Regions from separate parts of the Homo sapiens genome. Here region 2 is linked to region 1. A link is a contact called in ENCODE Hi-C or POLR2A ChIA-PET data. All regions are on one chromosome and are shown on one strand. The core of a region is the stretch at or near the end of the contact, and the rest is flanking DNA. Distances in the headings are between cores, read along the strand shown.

Evidence for each region. A loop is a pair of places that touch in the nucleus more often than their neighbours do. ChIA-PET counts read pairs that join two places held with the same protein, here RNA polymerase II (POLR2A). Pooled maps may share reads with other maps.
Region 2: a pooled map shows a loop between it and region 1 (13-fold over the local background). The contact joins the enhancer-like site here to the promoter of LINC01333 in region 1. A Hi-C loop is called at or near these places in 1 of 168 maps with a recorded cell type or tissue (GM12878), 10 of 37 single-sample maps with no recorded cell type and 15 of 50 pooled maps. POLR2A ChIA-PET finds 5 or more read pairs at or near these places in 3 of 52 experiments (HEK293, OCI-LY7 and activated CD4-positive, alpha-beta T cell).

What each region holds. Positions count from the first base shown.
Region 1 is chr5:74,319,171-74,324,067 of GRCh38, reverse strand. LINC01333 (long intergenic non-protein coding RNA 1333) reads right to left here and starts at 2,481. Exons shown (of 5, transcript NR_197443.1): 1 at 2,211-2,481.
Region 2 is chr5:74,574,433-74,579,618 of GRCh38, reverse strand. No RefSeq gene overlaps it. Among named protein-coding and RNA genes, the nearest start is that of LINC01331, 40 kb to the right of the region's middle. RefSeq lists enhancers at 2,105-2,274, 2,485-2,704. Within about 2 kb of position 3,783, at least 4 of the 41 ENCODE cell types and tissues checked have a DNase peak (open chromatin) inside an H3K27ac peak, as active enhancers do; they include GM12878, where a contact is called at or near this core.

The DNA.
Region 1 (4,897 bases), core at 1,232-3,731:
CTCTACCAGTAGCAGACAAAAAAGCCTTCTTCCTCCTATATTCTAGCCTTCCTCTAGCAAGTGGACTGCAGTACAGAGGAAGGCATGGAAGAATGCATGGATCTGGGACCAGCAGACAATAGTCCACTCTCTTTCAGACTAGCTCTTTGCTCTGTCTCTTCTCAGTGTACTGTCCTGAGAGGGAGGTCACATAGCAATGGCCAGGAAGCCCCTCCCCAAGACTGAGGAGAAACCAGGTCTACTAGCTCTCATCCAATATTCTCTGAACCACATCATGGCATAGCTAAAGCCCTGCCTCCCTTTTTCCTTTCCTTCTGGTTTCTGAGAGGAATACTGGGTCACCACTAAAATGTGGACCACAAAAGGGCCAATAAGATCAACTATGCTACCCAGCCACTTCAGTCAATACCTGTCAAACTGATGTTTCAACTGAATTTCTGGTTGGTTGATTGAATTGGTCAAATAAATGTTCTCTGGACACATGTATTTCTCTGGGACATTGACAAAGTAGCAGCATCTACTTATCATGGATAAAACTTCTTTTATTTATTATCTATTGGCTTTTTACAAATAAAACTTCTTGCATTTATTATCTATTAACTTTTCAGGTGATTTTACATTTTTCCCCATTCTTTCAGCAACCATGGACATATCATAAATCATCCTTCTTTCATCCATTTGTTCTTTCAGAAATTTACTGGGGAATCAGCTATAAACAAGGGTTTGTATTTTGTATAGTGGAAGGAATACAAAGAAGTAAAAGAAATAACCCTACCAAGAAGGAGTTGATAGCTACTAAGAAGGAGTACACTTTTACAAACAAAGTAACTGACCTGCAGAAAGAGAACCTGCAGAAAGTGCTAGAATCAGCCAAGAAAGTGCTAGAATCAGCCAAGACTTCTAATTGGCAAGCCGAAGCCCTCCCCATAAACAACCCCCTACTGGTTGAATACTGAGGTGACACACTCAGTTGCATCAGCTCTAAGATTCAGGTCAATGTCTCTTATTATTTTGAATGGCATCTGATTATAGATTAATACGTGTTTTGTCTAAGGTTACCTTGAAGTGTCTTCGTTTGTCCTCATGGAAGTGACTGAGCATGCTTGATTTTTTTCCATGTTGCTTAGCTTTCAGATACAAATTAAGCAATATATTGTATTCCTTCTGTCTAACCATGTGGTTGGTATAATTTCTCCACAGACAGCTGAATTCAACAGCCTGTGTGTAGTGATTCAACATAAGTAAGGACAAAACGGTAGGTGGTAAAGGTTGTCAGAAGGACACCTGGGCCTTCACTAGGTGCTGCCACTAAAGCCAGGCCATCAGATATGGCAAACCTCAGGGTGCTGCCAAATCTTACAGACCAAATTCTTTTCACCTGGGAATTTTACCCATTCATCAGACCCAATATTTCTCCTAAGTCAGGAGACACGATGAGAATTTTATCAAATCAATTCTGCAGTTAGTAACTTGACTACCATCTAGCATGTTATTCTAGCCATCTATCCATTTCTTCAAATCATAGACTATTTCAGGATATTTCCCCAATCATACTCGGATCTCAAATGATAGGCTGAACTCACTCTGCCTCTTTTGAGTGACCACTGTGCTCAACAGAAGCACTGATGTTACCATGGTTTCCTTAGTGACAGAGATATTACAAAGGGGAGAGTATGGTTGAGGAGGCAAAGCATGAAAGGGAAAAGGGGCCTTGATATTCCTGTGTGCAGAGTGCTAGCCAGACTTCACTGCCTCACACTGGGGACAGTTGTCCAGCTCATGAAAGATTGCTGTCAGGGGATAAAAGCCTCGTTTGGCTCACTTAAGATTTGTGAAGTATGTTCTGTGCATCAGGCATTTTACCATTTTAATTTCCAGAAAAGACAGCTAATTTTTCCTGTGCATCTGGGATGTTCCCCCAGGATAGCAGAGATGAGAAGGCAGTTTTGTGGTGCCACAGTTGTATATGGGCTTAATTTGAAATGATTAGTTTCATTAGCCTTGATATTCTAATTGTATCTCTACATTTCACCATCTTGCATAGAGAATATGCAAAACAAAGGGCTATTGAGCCAGGGTTGGAAGGAGCCCTGATTTCGATTGTTTCTCATTTTCCTTTTGGTTTTCAATAGAAATCAATCCCTAGTGTTCAGTAAGGCCTCCGAGCCATTGGAGCCATTTAGCAGAGCCCTGCTAGGGTGTGCGCTTACCTGGACAGGTTCCTGACTAGTCATCCACTGCTGTCAGGACTTAAGGATGATGCTTATCAAGGTTCTTCTTATGCTGCTAGAGAAACTGCCACCTATTTCTCAGAGATTCTTTCCTGGGTAGAGGTACCTAAATGTTGCCCCAAGTTCCATGGAGTGTGATAGCCACCAGATTTGACTTCAATAATATTCTTCATCTCAGAAGCCGGGGTGACTGGGCAACTTGTAACATTTTGTGTTTGTAAGGTGGTGGGATTTTATAGAATAATGAATCTTCACAGAGCCCTGGGTTGCTAGGGAACCTCGATTTAGTTCCACTTTGGAATGAGGAAAATATGAAAAGAAAAAGAGAAGTAAATTTCTTAGAATTTCCCCACTCATGTTTCAGTGCTGATACAGAATTCCAGAATGACTGAGTATCCTAAGCCCATGTCAGTTATCTCTCAAGGTTGAAAGGAGAAACCCGGCGAAAGGATAGGGCAGTAAAAGAGAACTGAGGTGGCTGTTTGAAAGGGGCCATGTCTCCTCGGAGACACGTGTCTCTCTAGGAGGATCACTATACCGCATTGTTTCTCCATGGCTCTCATGTACTCTTTTGAGACCTTAGTGTGCTGTTTCTAGATCAACAATTTATGATATTTATTGAGCACCTGCAATGTGTCCAGCTTTGTGCTTGGTGATGTGAAGGCAAGAGATGTAAGGACCTGGTTTCTAATCTTCAAAAAAGTCTACACTGTGGTTGAAGTGGTGAGGTTTATTCAACTAAATTAATTTAGAAACTATATCAGATAGATAACATATAGAAGCTTATGCTACCTGTTTGCGGGTCAGAGGTTCCTTTCTTGCCATTGGAAAAGAGAAAGGAGAGAAAACACCAAGTGTCAGAGTCACTGGGAAAGGCTTCTAGAAGGAGGAAAAGCTTAAATTGTGGAAAAGAATAAGAAAGTCTGATAGGTCCCTGATATTTGTGAGCTTCTAATTACACCAATATCATGATAATTTCTTCCACAACAGAAACACAAAGAGAGTTTTTGCCTCCGAAATGACAAGCAGAGAACCACAAGGCAATGTTGAGATGCAGAGGGTGGCAGTTTCCCTCCTAGCAGAGTGACTCACTCATGCCTCCACTCCAGGGTGCAGGGCTTAGATTCATGACAGGTAAGAACAGGCCATAGGCCTTACAGGTGGCTTTCGAATACATGAAACCAGGGATCTACTGTATTTCAAGATGGGGAGATTTAGCATGAGGCACAGAGGTGAGACTGGTGAAGAATCTGTTCCAGCTAGGATGAAAGTTCGTGGAAGGAAGCAACAGGAACAGGGTCTGCTCGTAAAGGGTATTGAGGTTAGACCCGGTGCAATGATTCAAGAGGAATTCTTATATCTTATTGGACAAGCTAAAGATACGGGATAAGGGCTGTTTTAGAAACACTTCAATGGGAGTGGCATAGGAAAGAATTGGAGGGGAAGGAAAAACTAGAATCAAGGAGATGAGTTAGAATGTAGATTTTATGAGAGGATGGAGATTGCACTGGCAGAAAAGAAAGGGCAAGTCAGCAAGATTCTGCAAATAATAGGCTTTGGTGATAAATTTTCATAGACTATGAGGAAGGAGATGAAGAAAAAGGAGGGTAAGAAAAGACGGTCTTAGCGATACTCCACAACTTCCCGATACTCCGTTGTCTAAAGTAGTTTCTCCACTGTGCATGTGTGCTGGGTGATGCTTCACATGCAAAACACTCCGTGGGCCCATGGTTGTAGTTCTCTTTTTTGAAAAATTACAAACATTTAAAATTGTGGTAAAATGTACATAGCATTAAATTGATCATATTAGCCATTTTTGAGTTATACAGTGCGGTAGTGTCAAATACATTCATATTGTTGTGTAGCCAGTCTCCAGAACCGTTTTCATCTTGCAAAACAGAAACTCGGTACCCATTAAACAACAACTTCACATTATCAACCACCCCTCTCCTTTCTGTCTGTAACTCTCATACAGTATTTTTCCTTTTATGACTGGCTTATCTTACTTAACATCATGTCCTCAAGCTTCATCCATATTGTTGTGTGTGTCAGAATTTCCTCCTTTTTTAAGGCCGAATAATATTCTGTTGTACATATGTACCACATTTTGTTTATTCATTCATCCACGGGTGGACATTTGGGTTACTTCCACCAATTGGCTATTGTGAATAATACTGCTATAAATGTGGGTGTTCAAATATTTCTTCAAGACCTTGCTTTCAATTCTTTTGGGTATATACCCAGAAATGGAATTGTTACATCATATGGTGATTCTATTTTCAATTTTTTGAGGAGCCACCATATTGCTTTTCAGAGTGGCTGCAGCATTTAACATTCCCACCAGCAGTGCACAGGCATTTCGAATTTCTCCATATTCTCACTTTATTTTCTGTTTTGTTGTTTTTCGTATTTTTTGCTTGTTGTTGTAGTCATCCTGATAGTTGTGAGGTGGCCCGTGGTTGGATTTTGAAGGTATGTCATTCCACTCACTGGGTGTAATTCTGTCTCTTTTTCTGTCATTTAAGAAAACACACTGGAATACATGAGTTTATGAATGACTTTGAAATGGTGAGAATATTGAGTCAGCTCTAGTTTGTCTTTTGTAATGGAACTCATTCTGACACCTTGGTATTCTATCATGAGTAACAACTTATTTGTGACACTCC
Region 2 (5,186 bases), core at 2,534-5,033, 250 kb before region 1:
GTTTTACCATGTTGGTTAGGCTGGCCTCAAACTCCTGACCTCAAGTGATCTGCCCGCCTTGGCCTCCCAAAGTGCTGGGATTATAGGCGTGGGCCACTGTGCCCAGCCCGGATCCATATTTTTGTACAACGAGAGATTCACTTTTAGCTCTCACTTTAAGCAGGAAGTGGTTCTTTCTGACTAAAAAGGGGTTTAGCTGCCACACCTTCCATTTGCTGGACAATACAGTAAGACAGAGAGAGAGTGGTTACTGGGAGTACAAGCGATAACACTGTGCTGTCATTCCTGGGGTTAGCAAGCCACAAAGACTAAGGACTACTTGTGGTTGGAAACAAGGGCCCGGAAGCCGGCGGTGCACACTGAGAGGCATCGTCTGAACAACTGGGGAAACACAAATGAGGCTCCACATCTTGATCAATCCTGTTTATCACAAGGGAAGAAATTATGACTGGTTTTGTGCTAAAGAGAAATTAAAACTGAGATCAAAAGCAGTTATACACACTTTATGTTTATTTAAAATGCACACATACATGGTACCCATGCAAAGTAAACTGTGCATAATTCTCATGGAGAGCGTTTTTTTTTTGTTGTTCTAACAGTATCTTTTGTTGTCCTCACAGGGTTGTGAGTTAAGGAACTCTTAGGTAATGTCGTATTGAGGTACCTGATTTGGTAGACACGCCAAGATGTTGAAAGTCAGTATCAGGGCTCAGAGCATGAAAATCCGGGGATCCCCTTTGTAGAACTCTGCCTTAAGAAGGCTATTTCTATCTGGGTTTACTTCTGTTACACATAGTTTTAGGATTGTGGCTACCATGTTGAGTGTTTCTGTGACCACCAAAGTTCTATTTCTCTCTGTTACTAACTCTTTGAGTTTTAGTGCCTTTGTTTAGAGAGATTAGGGGAAAAACAGATTTTTTTTTTTGTATAATTGTTGAGTAGTGTAATTTTCAAATAATAATAATAATAAGCATTTCCTATAACTTAGGCACTATTTTAGTTGCTTCACATGTATTAAATCAGTGACATTTCACAATCACATCATGAAATAGGTGCCGTGTTTATCCCCATTTTACAGATGAAGAAGCTGAGGTGCTGAGAGATTGGAAACTAGCCTGAGGGGAATAGCTAGTAAGCAGCAAGGCCAGGACGCAAACACTGGCAATCTGGTCCCTTACTGATGCCATGCTTCTCTTCAGAGCGCCCAGCCTTTCAGCAAGATTCTCCAAAAAGGTTGTAATGATAAGGCTGGTCTTAGCAGTCTCTGGGCACGGGGCTTGCTCCTGTCACTGCTGGGCAAGGGTGGGTTGCTTGCTGTCTGTGGGCTCTCTCTTGCCTCTGATGAAGAAGGGGAGGAGGTTGGTGACACAGTGTCTTAAGTCGAGCATATGCATGCCTCTGTTTAACTCCTAAGGCATCTGTGTTGGGCACATAATGACAGAGAATTAATATTCAATGATCTCTTGACTGATTTTCCGCTTGTATAATATATGTTCCCAGGCAAGAAAATTTTCGTGGTATCAAAGCAAAGTGGAAATCAGAAAATGTGAAGGTAGTCTAAATGTCTTGCAAGCAGAAGTTTGGTAGGACCAGACATACGATTTAGTTAATGGTCTATTACTTTCCACTGAAAAGCTTGTTTTATATTAAAAATGGATCATTTCATTTGAAGTACAGTTGGTCCTCTGTATTCATGGGTTCTGCAGCCAACGATTCAACCAACATGGATGGAAAATATTTGAAAAAAAAAAAATTGCCTCTGTACTGAATAGGTACAGATGTTTTTTTTTTCCTTGTCATCATTCCCTAACCAACGTAGTATAACAATGATTAACATAGTATTTACATTTTATTGGGTATCATAAGTAATTTAGAGATGATTTAAAGTATACTGGGAGGATGTGCAAGGGTTCTATGCAAATACTATAGCATTTTATGCCAAAGACTTGAACATTTGTGAGTTTTGGTATCTGTGGGGAGTCCTGGAACCAATCTTCCTCAGATACCAAGGGATGACTGTAGATTATCTGAAATAATCTATTGAGAGACCGCTCTTACGCACCTGCACTGCAACTTATCCCCCTTCAGCCACACAAACCAATGGGCACAAAACATTAAGGCACACAAACACCAAAACAAAGAGATGGCTAGAGTGGTTGACAGGGTAAGCAAATTGCCTCCTAATCTAATACATGAAACCAGCCTTGCCACACCTAAGTAAACACGCTCTTCTGATGTTGATACTGCCCTCCAGGCCACGAATGATATTGCCCTCCAAAACACAAAGCTGCAGCAAAATGCACCAAGTTCTATGGCCCAACCCGTGGGCTTTCCAACTGGGCTCTTGTGAAAAAGCAGTGCAGGTGAGGGCTGGGCTGCCAGTGGGCGCGGGCTGTCACCAAGCTGGTGCCTTTCTGGAATCTGAGGCCTGAGGCTTTGTTTCCTGGCTAGGGATATTTTCTCAGAGTTGGAAATACCCTCCCTTCCTTGCTTTCCTTCATTCCCACCCCCTGTATCTTAAATCTGTGTCATTCTCAGAGCTCTCTGTGGAACTGAAACAATGCAAGAATCTGGCCTAGCCTTCCTCTGCTTGCCTAACTTCTTTCAGTTTCTGTTTGGCCCAACGGAATATGAGAGAAAGATTAAAAGCAGATTGTATGAAGCAAAATGACTAAACCATTTCTCGTAAAGGGCAATGTTTTTTAAAGAAAATCAGGAAGATTGCTTTGCCTGAAATAATTGTTACAATAAAGTATATTTTGAAATTATTATTATTTTTTTTTTGGAGACAGTCTTGCTCTGCCTCCCAGGCTGGAGTGCAGGGGTATAAACATAGTTCACTGCATCCTCAAACTCCTGGGCACAAGTGATTCTCCTGCCTCAGCCTCCCAAGTAGCTGGGACTACAGGTATGTGCCGCTGTGCCTTGCTAATATTTTTATTTTAGTAGAGATGGGGGTCTTGCTGTGTTGTCCAGGCTGGTCTCCAACTCCTGGCCTAAAGTGATCCTCCCGCCTTGGCCTTTCAAAGCACTGGGAATACAAGCATGCGCTACCATGCCCGGCTGAATTTAATTTTTCAATTTAATATGATCTGTTGCTCAGAAAAACCACGGTTATTAGCGTACACTTAGCATGGAAGGTGGAATACGTGTGTTAATGATTACCTTTTCCTTCTGTAAACACTAAGACCCACCGTAAGTGCCTTCACATGTAGCGTCTCATGTAATCCTCATGAGTGACCTGCAAGACAAGCTACTTCAGACAGGAGTCTGAGAGGCTGTGGCCTTGCTAAAGTCCAAAACCAGTTAGGTGTGAATGGAGACTCAAATCCAGATTTCCTATTGCCAAATACTGTGTTCTTCCTATTACAGGACTCTGCTTAATACATCATCCTCAAAAAAGTTGCTTCTCAGTTATTTTCTAAAACTCCTCACAACCCGGAGAAGTCAAAGGCTTGTCGTAGTCCGGTTTGCAATGTCAGAGCCTTCATATGTCATGAAATATTTGGAGTGCTGGGTGGGCAGGAGGGCCTTACGTCTGTAACGTTGAATACCACAACCCCGGGCCTCCTGGCAGTCTTTGACTAGCGAAGGGTGAAGTGGAGCATAGTCATTCCTGATTCGTGGTACTCAAAGAGCCTAAGCCGGGAACTCAGATAATGGAAATGAATTATGTGATTCAATTATACTATTCAGTTAAAGGTGAGTAATTATAGTCATCTTTATACTTTGTAGTCTTAACCTCGTGGCATTTCCTGACTCTGACATACTTTGGCATGATTACATCTACCAGCTGGGACTATGACTAATTCCTTTGAGCTATTCTCTGCTTGTTGTTCTTATTTGTGATGGGGAGCTATCTCTTTTAAATCTGCACCGAAAAGACCAATTATTATTATTACTTTTATAGATGTAGCTTAACACAGTGCTGGAACACAGTTAATGCCCAATAAATGGTGGTTATAATAATTAAAAATCAAGGTTTGCACAGGAACCTGCTGAACAAGTGATTTTTGAAGCACTATAGTCATCTAATAACTTGGGAAAGTTGTGAACGTTTTTCTTTTCTGGTTTTTTTTTTTTTTTTTTTTTTTTTTCTGAAATGGAGTCTCACTCTGTCACCCAGGCTGGAGGGCAGTGGCCCGATCTCGACTCACTGCAACCTCCACCTCCAGGGTTTAAGTGATTCTCCTGCCTCAGCTCCCCCAGTAACTGGGATTGCAGGCATGTGCCACCACACCTGGCTAATTTTTGTGTTTTTAGTAGAGGCATAGTTTTACCATGTTGCCCAGGCTGGTCTTGAACTCCTGACCTCAAATGATCTGCCTGCTTCAGCCTCCCAAAGTGCTGGGATTATAGGCATGAGCCACTGTGCCTGGCTGTGAACGTTTTTCAAAAGTGGCCACATCGGAAACCCAAAGAAAGGTAGCAAAAGAAATGATTGCCATAGCATCTTTATACTTAACCATTTTATTTCTTCGATTATTTAGTGAAAAAGATAGATGAGGACTTTTCAAAATTAACACTCACTTTATAAAGAATTACAATTTTGGAATAATAATGTGAACATGTTTGATTGGAAGAACTTTGACAAGCTTCCAATCATCACCTGGTATTGATAAAACACTTCCTGAAGGGCCACTTCAAGCTGGCACCTGCCTGCTCCAGCTCCACTCCACTGCAGAGATCAAACAACTGTCTCTGGATCCCTGGCCCATCCAGTTGGTCCTGAACCATCAGGAACAAACTTGGCAGAAAATTAAACACCTAAGTCTTTTGCTTTTTCTTTTCTCTTTTCTTTCTTTCTTTTTTTTTTTTTTTTTTTGAGACAGAGTCTTGCTCAGTCACCCAGGCTGGAGTGCAGTGGTGCGATCTTGGCTCACTGCAACCCTCACCGCCCGGGTTCAAGCAATTTTCATGCCTCAGCCTCCTGAGTAGCTGGGATTACAGGCGTGCAGCACCATGCACGGCTAATTTTTGTATTTTTAGTAGAGACAGGGTTTCACCATGTTGGCTAGGCTGGTCTCGAACTCCCGACCTCAGGTGATCCGCCCGCCTCGGCCTCCCAAAGTGCTGGGATTACAGGCATGAATCACCGCGCCCAGCCTAAACACCTAATTCTTATGAGCAGGTAAGGTGTGGAGTCAGTGTTAAGTGCCCAGTGAGCTGTAACCATCTCAACTCCC